2 separate regions of the Homo sapiens genome follow, and region 2 is linked to region 1. A link is a contact called in ENCODE Hi-C or POLR2A ChIA-PET data. All regions are on one chromosome and are shown on one strand. Each heading gives the region's core, a stretch centred on a gene start or an enhancer-like site at or near the end of the contact. The rest is flanking DNA. Distances are from core to core; before and after follow the strand shown.

The links. Hi-C counts contacts between places; a loop is a spot of excess contacts on that map. ChIA-PET counts read pairs that join two places held with the same protein, here RNA polymerase II (POLR2A). Pooled maps may share reads with other maps.
Region 2: a loop to region 1 is called in a pooled map, with 2.6 times the contacts of the local background. The contact joins the promoter of FDXACB1 here to the promoter of SLC35F2 in region 1. A Hi-C loop is called at or near these places in 1 of 168 maps with a recorded cell type or tissue (naive thymus-derived CD4-positive, alpha-beta T cell) and 4 of 50 pooled maps. POLR2A ChIA-PET finds 5 or more read pairs at or near these places in 1 of 52 experiments (OCI-LY7).

The regions. Positions count from the first base shown.
Region 1 is chr11:107,855,340-107,862,632 of GRCh38, reverse strand. SLC35F2 (solute carrier family 35 member F2) reads left to right here and starts at 3,846. Exons shown (of 8, transcript NM_017515.5): 1 at 3,846-3,975. The coding sequence starts at 3,866. It overlaps LOC124902746 (a long non-coding RNA gene), which reads right to left and starts at 3,403. Exons shown (of 2, transcript XR_007062876.1): 1 at 2,979-3,403; 2 at 1,644-2,887. RefSeq lists a silencer at 3,721-4,030 and an enhancer at 4,251-4,320.
Region 2 is chr11:111,875,710-111,880,803 of GRCh38, reverse strand. FDXACB1 (ferredoxin-fold anticodon binding domain containing 1) reads left to right here and starts at 1,639. Exons shown (of 5, transcript NM_138378.3): 1 at 1,639-1,843; 2 at 2,092-2,248; 3 at 3,793-3,996; 4 at 4,165-4,323; 5 at 4,700-5,094. The coding sequence starts at 1,672. CFAP68 (cilia and flagella associated protein 68) reads right to left here and starts at 1,263. Exons shown (of 4, transcript NM_022761.3): 1 at 1,199-1,263. The coding sequence starts at 1,243. RefSeq lists enhancers at 1,386-1,855, 1,352-1,971.

The DNA of each region.
Region 1 (7,293 bases), core at 2,597-5,096:
TTCCCTCCTTTTTTTGGTGGTGGTGGTGGTGGGGACACAGTCTTGCTATGTCACCCAGGCTGGAGTGCAATGGCACGATCTCAACTCACTGCAACCTCTGCCTCCCGCGTTCAAGTGATTCTCCTGCCTCAGCCTCCTGAGTAAAGCGCATCACTTCAACCTCTGCTTACATTATATCACTTTCTTTTCTTTCTGTTTCCCTCCTTTTTTTGGTGGTGGTGGTGGTGGGGACACAGTCTTGCTATGTCACCCAGGCTGGAGTGCAATGGCACGATCTCAACTCACTGCAACCTCTGCCTCCTGCATTCAAGTGATTCTCCTGCCTCAGCCTCCTGAGTAGCTGGGATTACAGGCGTGCACCACCATGCCTGGATAATTTTTGTATTTTTAGTAGAGATGGGGGTTTCGCCATGGTGGCAAAACTGGTCTCGAACTCCTGACCTCGTGATCCACCCGCTTCAGCCTTCCAAAGTGCTGGGATTACAGGTGTGAGCCTCCATGCCTGGCCTCTGTTTCCCTCCTATGACACTGTGATTACATTATGGCCCACAGGATAATCTCTCCATCTCACGGTGTGTAACTTAATCACATCTGCAAAGTCCATTTTGCCACTCAAGGCAACATTCACAGGTTCTAGGGATTAGGACCTGGATATTTTGGGGGACATTATTCAGCTTGCTACAATGTCTAAATTCATCTTTTAATTTCATGTATTTATACAAAGGCATACATTTGACATAACAGGGACTCTATTGGCGGGCGTGGTGGCTCACACCTGTAATCCTGGCACTTTGGGAGGCCGAGGCAGGTGAATCACGAGGTCAGGAGATCGAGACCAACCTGGCCAACATGGTGAACTCCTGTCTCTACTAAAAATACAAGAATTAGCCGGGCATGGGCACATGCCTGTAGTCCCATCTACTTGGGGGGCTGAGGCAGGAGAATTGCTTGAACCAGGGAGTTGGAGGTTGCAGTGAGCTGAGATCGCACCACTGTATTCCAGCCTGACAAAGAGAGACTCCGTCTGAAAAAAAAAATAAAAGCGGGGGGACTCTATTATACGTGCCGGAGTTTTTTTTTGGGGGGTGTGTGTGTGTGTCTGTGTGTGTGTTTTAAAAGACTGTCTCACTATGTAGCCCCAGGCTGGTCTGAAACTCCTGAGCTCAAACAATCCTCCTGCCTCAGCCTCCTGAAGTGTTGGGATTACAGGTGTGAGCTACTGTGCCTGGCCCCCCACCCTCTTTTAAAGTTACTGGTGTTGACGTGTATCTTCTATTTTTCTTCATACTCACATAATCAAACATAGTAGTCCTCCCTTATGTTTCAAGACCCCCGGTGGGTGTCTGAAACTGCAGAGAGTATTTAGCCCTATACAGTATATACTTTTTTCCTACACATACCTATAATAAAATTTAATTTATAAAATTGGCACAGTAAGAAATTAACAACTCATAATAAAATAGAACAATTATAACAATATACTGTAATAAAAGTTATGTGAATGTGGTCTCTCTCTCAAAATATCTTACTATACTCTAGTCACCTATTTTCAGAGGGTAATTGGCTGTGGTAACTAAAACCGTGGAAATCAAAACCTCAGGTAAGGAGGTGACTACTGTATATATTGCAAATAAAAAATCAAATTTGGTTAAGGAGAGACTTTATTTGTAGGGATTATTGCAAATGGGGATGGGTGGGGACTGTGGGGAAGGGTTCCTGCAGTAGGAGGGGGCCTATTCCCTACTGGTGGGAAGTGGAATGAAAAGGTGGCTCTCCACTGGATAATAGATTAGAGAATGTTTCACCCTGAGGCCAACTTCTCAGGAGGGGCTATTAAGGAGGGGTTACCTGCGGCTCAGGGTCAGGGTGGGTGAAAGTTCAGAGGTATGAGGGAGGAAGAGAAATTCAACCAAAATCTTTGATTAAAAAAAAAAAGGTGGGAGGCTTCTTTTCTTTTCTCTTTCTTTCTTTCTCTCTTTCTCTCTTTCTTTCTTTTTTTTTTGAGACAGTCTTACTCTGTTGCCCAGGCTGAAGTGCAGTGGCACGATTTTGGCTCACTGCAACCTCTGCCTCCCGGGTTCAAGTGGTTCTCCTGCCTTAGCCTCCCAAGTAGCTGGGATTACAGGCACACACCAAAACGCCGGGCTAATTTTTGTAGTTTTAGTAGAGACGGGATTTCGCCATGTTGGTCAGGCTGGTCTCGAACTCCTGACCTCAGGAGTAATCCGCCCGCTTCGGTCTCCCAAAGCACTGGGATTACAGGCGTCAGCCACCGCGCCCGGCCTAGGAAGGTTTCTTAATTGTCATTACTTTCCAGGAGCACAGGGCTCAGGTAGAATTCAACGTTGTCAATATGCAGGGTTAAATGAGTTGTTTACTTTACAAAAGTGACATCTTAAATGTGCTTCTAATGTCCTCTTGTTTCATAATATGCTTGTATTATAATACTTAATTAGTCTCTACGGATGACCACGTTCTTAGTTTCAAAGGTTTTTTTGAGGTTCCTGCAGCTGCTAAACTTGGGGTTCCTGAAGTAATATTTCATTTTCGAAAGCTGTTTTTTTTCTTAGACTCCTCTTACAGAATTGCCAGCTCGTCTGCACAGCCTGTCTATTTGAACCTACGTTTATTTTGACCCACCCCAACCCCCAAAGCAGGTGGCCAGGAAAAAATAAAAGGTCCCAACACCTTTTCTTTTGTTTTCTGGATCTCCTCCTTTCCGGAAGCAGGGGGTCAGTGACAGGAACTTTTCGACCCCAGCTTAGTGTCTCTTAATCCCTCTTTAGCCCGTGGAAGCCTCGGAAGGCGTGGCCAGGGCAGGGCATCCAAGCCGAGCGCCGGGGGTTGGCACCGTCTCTCTCCCTGGCACGGCGGAGACAACTGAATACTGAAAGACAAAACCAACACACCGCGAGGAATGAGCCACGCCTCCATCCACGCCACAAAGGCACGTTTCCAAGATCTTTTTAGGATCTTACCCATGTTTTGCAGGGAAAAGCGACACAGACCTGAAGCGCCTTCAGGTTTTTTTTTTTTTTTTTTTTTTTTTTAAGACGACGTCTCCCTCTGTTGCCCAGGCTGGAGTGCAAAGGCGCGATCTTGGCTCACAACCGCCGCCTCCTGGGTTCAAGCGATTCTCCTGCCTCAGCCTCTCGAGTAGCTGGGACTACAGGCACCCGTCACCACGCCCGGCTAATTTTTGTATTTTTAGTAGAGACGGGGTTTCACCATATTTCCCAGTCTGGTCTCGAACTCCTGACCTCAGGTGATCCACCCGTCTCGGCCTCCCAAAGCGTTGGGATTACAGGTGTGAGCCAACGCGCCCTGCCAGCCTTCAGTTATTTTAATGAAGCGATTTTGTACAAATCAGCCAGAGGGAGGGAGAGTGGGAGGGAAGAGGAGGGGTCAGCCAGTCCTTCCAGTTAGGAGAGTCCCGGCTCACTCACTGCTTCTAACTCACTGCTCACTCACCGCTTCTTAGCTTAGGAATCACCTACAATAACCTCGTGTCACTGTATCTTGTGATTTCAAACAAGGAACCCTAAAAACCTGAAGGCACACTGGGTGCCGCTCAACAATAAGGCTCGGCTGCCAAGACGAAAAAAAAATTGCCCTTTCTCCTCCTGCCACCCTGGAGGTGCCAGGTTGTAATCTGCAAATGTATTGTCTGGCCCTTAGGGCTTGACAGTTAATGATTGGTCGCTGAAGGAGCCGAGCGGAGGAGCGAGAGGGACGCGAGCAAGCGAGCGAGGGAGGGAGCGCAGGGCCAGAGCGGAGCCCCAGCCGGCCGCACAGGCACCGCCTCCCGTCTTCCGGGACCCGGCACTTCGGGGGTTTTGGGCGCCGGAGACGCGCAAGGGCGCCGATGGAGGCAGACTCGCCAGCGGGCCCCGGCGCCCCAGAGCCCCTCGCGGAGGGAGCGGCGGCCGAGTTCTCCAGCCTGCTGCGCAGGATAAAAGGCAAACTCTTCACCTGGTGAGTGGAAGGGGCGTGCTGCAGCTCCGCTGGGGCGTGGGGGCGGCTGCGGGCCCTGCGCGCACGTGGACAAGGAGCACACTCTCTGAGGCCCCCAGCAGGGAGGCAGAGGTGGCGGCCGCACGGACTTCGGTTCGGGGCTCAACACGCACACCAGGTATGGTGCGCTTCACCTGGCGTCGGGAAGCACTTGGTGCGTCTCCCTCGGCTCCCGTTTCGAAATCGTGGCGATGTATTTTGGAGGATTTGGGGGGAAACCCACCCTGTGGCACTATTAGGTCGGTCCTCTGGGGCGTTCCGCGGTGGAGGGACGAGGTCCCCGGGGATGCTGTGAAGGAGGAGTGCCCACCTCGGGCTGGGCAGGTGGGTGAGCGCCACTTCCTGGCGCCGGCGCCCTCATTCCATCTGCTGCCGAGCCAGCCAGACTGGGCGCGGTGATTCAAGAGTTGACCGAAGTGAGAAATCCTGGTTAAGTTTTGTGCTGCTGCCGGGTGGGAGACCAGAGCCGGCTCTCTCTTCCTGGGCCTGAGCGAGGTGATATAGCCACCCCCAGGGCTGGGGTCCAGGGAAGCCTGTTTGTGGTATCACTATGCTCTGTGCGAAGTAGGGACAAATGTTTTTAAGGAGTGGGCAGCGACTCTAGAAAGCGTTTCTGTGGTTGCTGGAGGACTTGCACTCTGGAAATGAGAGAACCCAGGACCTAAATAGTGAAAGACATTTATTGGGCACTCGCTCTGTGTCAGGTACTGTGCATAACAATTTATATGGATAATATCAGCTAATCCTCACCACTTTAGGAGATGGTACTATTGTTATATCCACTTTGCCGCTGGAGAAACAAAGAAGGCTAAGCAATTTGCCCAAGGCCACAAGATGATCTTTAAGGGGTGATGCGTTCAAGCCGTAGTCTAAACAGCGTTGGCCACTGACAACTCATGAAACAGATATTTGATTTTTTTTTCATATTAACAAAGCGAATTTCCCTTTAACGATTGTGAAAGATAGTCCTGAAAAGCCATACCATTTTAAAAACGAGATCGATAAAGGTGTAAGCATTTTTTATCATATAAATAGTTTGAAATTGATGCATGTGTTTAAAGGGGAAAGTTGGCCGAAAACCACCTTGTAGCATCCAGTTGTGTATGTCCTGATACATTTGTTAAAAGTTCTCAGCTGGGAGGCAATTCAGTGTAATGGCTAAGGGCACTCACATTCTGGACTCAAATCCTGGCTGGGTGACCTTGGACAAGTCAGTTCTCTGTGCTCCAGTTCCCTCCCTTCCCTCCCTCTCTCCCTCTCTCCTTCCTTCCTTCCCTCTCTCTCCTTCCTTCCTTCCTTCCCTCTCTCCTTCCTTCGTTCCCTCTCTCCTTCCTTCCGTCCTTCCTTCCACAAGTCAGTTATCTGTACTCCAGTTCCCTCCCTCCCTCCCTCCCTCCTTCTTTGTTCCTTCCTTCCGTCCGTGTCCGTCCGTCTTGGACAAGTCACTTAACTTCTCTGTGCTCCAGTCTCCCTCCCTCCCTTCCTTCCTCCCTTCCTTCCTCCCTTCCTTCTGCTGGGTGACCTTGGACAAATCAGTTCTCTGTGCTCCAGTTCCCTCCCTCCGCCCCTCCCTTCCTTCCTGCCTTCCTTCCTTCCTGGACAAGTCACTTCTCTGTGCTTCAGTCTCCCTCCCTCCCTTCCTTCTTGGACAAGTCACTTAACTTCTCTGTGCTCCAGTCTCCTTCCCTCTTTTCCCTCCCTCCCTCCCTCCCTTCCTTCCTTCCCTCCCTCCCTTCCTTCCTTCCTGCCTTCCTTCCTTCCTTCCTGGACAAGTCACTTCTCTGTGCTCCGGTCTCCCTCTCTCCCTCCCTCCCTCCCTTCTTGGACAAGTCACTTAACTTCTCTGTGCTCCAGTCTCCCTCCCTCTTTTCTCTCCCTCCCTCCCTCCCTCCTGACGGAGTCTCATTCTGTCACCTTCCTTCCTGACAGAGTCTCATTCTGTCACCCAGGCCTGAGTGCAGAGGCTCTATCTCAGCTAACTGCAACCTCAACCTTTCGGGTTCAAGCGATTATCCTGCCTCAGCCTCCGAAGTAGCTGGGATTACAGATGTATACCACCACGCCAGGCTAATTTTTTCATGCTTTTAGTAGAGATGGGGTTTCCCCATGTTGACCAGGCTGGTCTTGAACTCCTGACCTCAAGTGATGCACCCACCTCCGCCTCCCAAAGTAGTGGGATTACAGGCGTGAGCCACCGCGCCCAGCCTGTGCTCCAGTTTTCTTATTTGTAAAATGGAGATAATAACAGTACCTACCTTGTAGTGCTGTTACAAGGTTACTATGCAGGAAAGGGCAGACAGAGCCTGGCTCCTTTCAGTGCTCTATATGGGTTAGTTGTCACCATTAGCTCTCTATTCTTGGGTGATGGGAACATTTGGTGATTGCTTCAGGAGATGCCAGTGGCCTTGAGGCTGGGGCAGATGATATGGCAAGATGTATGTTTAACAAGATGTGATAAGAATTAACAATGATTTTCTTTTCTTTTCTTCTTCTTCTTTTTTTTTTTTTTTTTTGAGACAGAGTTTTGCTCTTGTTGCCCAGGCTGGAGTGCAGCGGCACGATCATGGCTCACTGCAACCTCTGCCTCCCGGGTTCAAGTGATTCTCCTGCCTCAGCCTCCTGAGTAGCTAGGATTACAGGCGCCTGCCACCATGCCCGGCTAATTTTTAATACAGACAGGATTTCACCATGTTGGCCAGGCTGGTCTTGAGCTCCTGACCTCAGGTGATCCATCTACCTCAGCCTCCAAAAGTGCTGGGATTATAAGCGTAAGCCACCGTGCCTGGCCTGATTTTTTTTTTTCTCTCCTAATGTTCTGATACTTTTGGAATCCGGGTATGTTTTATAATCAGTCTAGTAGCCTCCTAAATATGAGATTTCTTTTGTCTATGAATGTCCTTTTTATGTATCTCTTTGAGGGCTTTTTCCTTTCTTGTGGAATAGCAGTTATGGGCATTTTTTTTTTTTAGACAGAGTTTCACTGTTGTTGCCCAGGCTGGAGTTCAATGGCGCGATCTCGGCTCACCGCAACCTCCGCCTCCCGGGTTCAAGCTCTTCTTCTACCTCAGCCTGCCAAGTAGCTGGGATTACAGGCATGCACCACCACACCTGGCTAATTTTGTATTTTTTGTAGAGATGGGGCTTCTCCATGTTGGTCAGGCTGTTCTCGAACTCCCAACCTCAGGTGATCCGCCCGCCTCGGCCTCCCAAAGTGCTGGGATTACAGGTGTGAGCCACACGCCTGGCCATGGACGAAGTTCTTTAACAGCAAAAATGGTG
Region 2 (5,094 bases), core at 390-2,889, 4.0 Mb before region 1:
AGGGGTCCTGATCCAGACCCCAAGAGACACAAGAAATAATTCAAGGTGAGTCTATAAAGCATAAGGAAGTTTATTAAGAAAGTAAAGGAATAAAGAATGGCTACTCCATATGCAGAGCAACCCTGAGGGCAGCTGGTTGCCCATTTTTATGGTTGTTGATTATATACTAAACAAGGGGTGGATTAATTCATACCTCCACTTTTTAGACCATATACGGTAACTTCCTGACTTTGCCATGGCATTTGTAAACTGTCATGGCGCTGGTGGGAGTGTAGCAATGAGGATGACCAGAGATCACTCTCATCACCATCTCGGTTTTGGTGGATTTTAGCTGGCTTCTTTACTGCAACCCGTTTTATCAGCAAGGTCTTTATGACCTGTATCTTGTGCTGAGCTATCTCATCCTGTGACTAAGAATGCCTTAACTTACTGGGAATGCAGCCCAGGTCTTAGCCTTATTTACCTAGCCCCTATTCAAGACGGAGTTGCTCTGGTATAAATACCTCTGACATTCTCACTTATAAGTGGGAGCTAAACATTGAGCAAACATGGACCTAAACATGGAAACAACACACACTCCAGGCTACTAACTAGAGTGGGGAGGGCGGGTGGTGTGGGTTGAAAAACTATTAGGTGCAATATACCCATGTAGCAAACCTGCAACCTACCTGGGTGCAATATATCCACGTAACAAACCTGTACCTGTACCCCCATTTGTAAAATAAAAGTTGATTTTTTTTAAAGGCTTACAACGCTCCCTATGACCTGGCCCCTGCCTAACTCTTCAGTCTCATCTGTTACTCTCCCTCCAATTGTGTTTCAGCCAAACTCAACTATTCTGTTTCTCCATCAAGCTTTTGCATATATTGTTCCTTCTGCCTCTTCACGCCTCTTGACTCAGTTAAGATGCACTTTTACCCTGTTAGCTTTCAACTCGGGTTTACTTCATCCAAGGACTCTCTGACCCTCTTCGCCCCCAAACTTGGTAACGTTCTTCTGTGTGCTCCCAGAGCACACACCCTGCCATATCAGAGTTGCCTGTTTTGCTCTGTGCATTCCCCACCAGACTGCAGGCTCATTGAAATCATAGGCCACATTTTGTTCATCCACATATCGTAACCACCCTCACAGTGGCCTGGCACGCAATAGACACTCAATACTCTTTCTTGAACGAATAGAAGATAGGAGATTTAAGCACCTGGAAGAGAAATTTTGAGCAGCAGAGACACTGGGAGGCAGCCATTTCAGACGAGGTGAAAAAAGGTTCAAAACCTTCTGCGTCAGGAGCATGCGAGACACAGTCCAACCTCTTCCTTGGCCTCAGCCCCGCCCCGTTTCTTTCACCCAGAACTCGCCTCACCCCCCTGCGCTAGTGACTGCTTGTGACCTCATGCAGGTGTGATGAAGTCGCTCAAGGCCATGCTTGGGCTAAAGACACTTTGATCTTCCCGAGGGGGTGAAAGGGCGAGGTGACAGGAAAGTGCGCGTCTTGCTTTTGCACTCATAGTTATCATCCACCGGGGAGTCGGTACACCGGCTCGTCTAGACAACCAGGCGCCATGGGTGCGTCATCAACTAGTGACGGGAGAAGACGGGGCGGAGAGAGATCCGTGAAGGAAGTGACGTAAAACGAGCGCCACAGAGAACGCGAGCCGGGAGTCCGTGGAGGCCATGGCCCCTCGGCGCCTCCTGTTGGTTGGGGAGGGGAATTTCTCCTTCGCCGCCGCTCTGAGCGAAACCCTGGATCAGAGCACTCAACTTACCGCCACCTGCCTCCAGCGCCCGGCCGAGTTGGCTCGGGATCCACTGGCCTGGGAGAATCTGCAGTGCCTGCGCGAGCGAGGTAGCGAGCCCGCCCCTCTGCGAAACCCCGCCCAGCGGCCGGCGCGTCCCAAAGTGGAAAGGGTGGGGGCGTGGGGATGTAACCCACGTGGAGATTGTTCTTGATCGTCCCACGGATATTCACATAAAGCCGGCTTTGTGCCCAGACTTGGGCTGGTCTGCACGGTTTAAGTTAGGAAGAGTTTTTCTGTTCCATGTCTTGAGGCATCCTCCTGTCTATATTTTGCGCCCCCAAACTATCTTTGCCAGGTATCGATGTACGTTTCGGTGTGGACTGCACCCAGCTGGCAGATGTCTTTGAACTGCACGAGAGAGAATTTGATCAAATTTATTTCATCTTCCCGCATTGTGGACGCAAAGCTGGCGTAGCTAAGAACAGGGAACTGCTTGCCAAATTTTTCCAAAGGTGAGGAAAGGAGCGCCCTCACAAGGAAAATGTTTAAGATGTCCATAACATAGTTACTGTACCCAAACATAAGGCACACGTGCAAGCTACTATGATATGTTTAGAAGAGACTATAAAGCCCCAAAGGAACCCCAAGTTTAGTTGGAAAGACAGATATATAAACCCTAAATGCTAAATGAAAGTACAAATAATGTACTCTTGGGTGTGTAAAAGAGGATCATTTATTTTTGACAGTGCAAAATAATGAGAGCCATATAGTCTAATGGCTAAGAACGTGCACTTAGAAGCCAGACTGCCTGGATTCAAATCCCAGCCCACCACTTAACAGTTGTTATTTTTTTATTTTTATTTATTTTTATTTTTTGAGACAGAGTCTCGCCCTGTCGCCCAGGCTGGAGTGCAGTGGTGTGGTGCAATCTCGGCTCACTGCAAGCTCCGCCTACTGGGTTCACGCCATTCTCCTGCCTCAGCCTCCCAAGTAGCTGGGAGTACAGGCGCCCGCCACCACGCCCAGCTAATTTTTTGTATTTTTAGTAGAGATGGGGTTTCACCGTGTTAGCCAGGATGGTGTCGATCTCCTGACCTTGTGATCCGCCTGCCTTGGCCTCCTAAAGTGCTGGGATTACAGGCATGAGCCACCACGCCCGGCCAACAGTTGTTATTTTAAGCAAGCTTACTTAATCTTTACATGCTTCCGTTTCCTCAACTGTAAACTAGGGATATTAATAGTAACTAACTGGGCCAGGCGTGGTGGCTCATGCCTGTAATCCCAGCAGTTTGGGAGGCCGAGGTGAGCAGATCACCTGAGGTCAGGAGTTTGAGACCAGCCTGGCCAAAGTGGCAAAACCCCGCCTCTACTAAAAATATAAAAATTAGCTGGCCGTGCTGGCACGTGCCTGTAGTCCCAGGTACTTGGGAGGCTGAGGCAGGAGAATCGCTTGAACTTGGGAGGTGGAGGTTGCAGTGAGCTGAGATCGTGCCACTGCACTCCAGCCTGGGCGACAGAGCAAGACTCCATCTCAAAAAAAAAAAAAAAAAAAAAAGTAACTAACAGCCTCATAAAATTATTGTGAACTGAAAACAGTGCTTTACATGATTATACCACAAGACATGATACTATTGGAGGTGTCCGATGGGGCATAGCTGTCAATAAAGTTTTGACAGAGGTGGTATTTTAAACTAGTATTTGAATTTCAGGAGGGCAGTGAAAAGAACTTTCTAAATGGGAAGAAACAGCCTAAGCAATGAATCATATATAGGAACTGTGCAGATATTGATCTTTCTGTGACATATGCATGAATGACACAAATGCAAAGCAGACCCTGGTCAGCCAATCTTATCAGTGAGTGGGTTGAACATTTAATTTATGCTTCTATTTACTTCCAGCTACTTTCTTTGCATTTTTTGAGGTCTAATAGATTTTTGCACATAGGTATGATTGGATTTTAATTATTTCACAGGCAAACCATGTGTATGTTGCCAACTCCTGTGGTAATTTCTGCTTGTTTATGATAATTAGTTAGTGTTTCTTTTCTCCCTATTAGCTGTGCAGACGTTCTTGCAGAGGAAGGAGAAGTCCACGTGGCATTATGTAGAGGACAAGGTGGAACTCCTGCGGATAAGCCCCAGAGAGAATGGCACAACAGTTGGCAAGTGGTTGCCATGGCAGCCCTGGGGGGGCTCATTTTAAGCGACGTGTATCCATTCAGCTGTAAGGCTGTGGCAGGGTACAAGTGCACTGGATATAGGTAGGTAATAGCATAGGTTTAAGCCTTCTGCGTTTTCATCTCTCTCACTAATGATAACAAAATCTCATAGACAGACTCAATAGGCCCTGCCAATTAATTGATTCGGTCTCTAAAAATACTTGCTTATTTTAATAATGACAGACTTCATATTGGTGTCTATTTTGCCAGGAGTCAAGATAAGTCCTTTCATGTAGAAGGTGCTTTGAACCATATCTTCACCAGGAGCTTACCTTTTGAAGGTTCTCAACCCAGAATCTTCAGGATCAAACTGGGTAACCAGTGGTTTTCCTTTCCAGAACCAGAAGCACTTGTAGGAAAGTTGAACAGGTAACCAGTTATTTTGCTGGAAATCACTTCCATCTCCAGTTGTATCCTGATTGTCTTGATGGCAACCATATATTGAATGGATGGTGCATAAATTGTTAGTGATGTTGGTGCTATGTTTATTTGTCAGCCTGGCCTCCTTAAGCATCTCTAGAATTATAAATGGTCACATTTTCTGATATATTGTAGGGATGGTGGCTGTCAGAGTTCTGAAATACACGTCTGTTTCTCCTTATGGTAGATGATTTCTTTGTTTCCTTTCAAGATCAATTTAAAGATAATTCTTTTCTGTCCAGCTATTTGTATTTTTAATTCTAGCTACATTATAATTATTTACTATCTTAAGTTAGAAAAGTTATTTTTGTGTGTGTTTAAACAGGGGTTTCCTGGAAGCACCTTCATGTCATCCTATCAAAACCATAAATGAGAAACTCATTGCTGAATTAGGCAAAGTTTTCCCGCTAAAAAGGCTGAAGTGTTCCTACCCTTTGCTGCCACAGGAAGGTACCAGTGTTCTTCCTTTCTGGAATTGTGACTTTCTGTCAGCTGCTTTTTGGATTAGTCTCCATGAAGATAACTCAAATTCTGAGTCCCTGACTGGTGGGACATCACAAGATGTGGAAGACTTTCTAGTGTCATTTTCAGAACTTAGCCTTCTCAAGAATCCTGGAAGAGATGGTAAAGAAGAAGCTTGTGAAGGAACCTGTGGCCAGGCCAAGATCTGCCTTAGACCTTCTCTCCTAGTGCATGTTCAGGATGTCATCGAAGTACCAG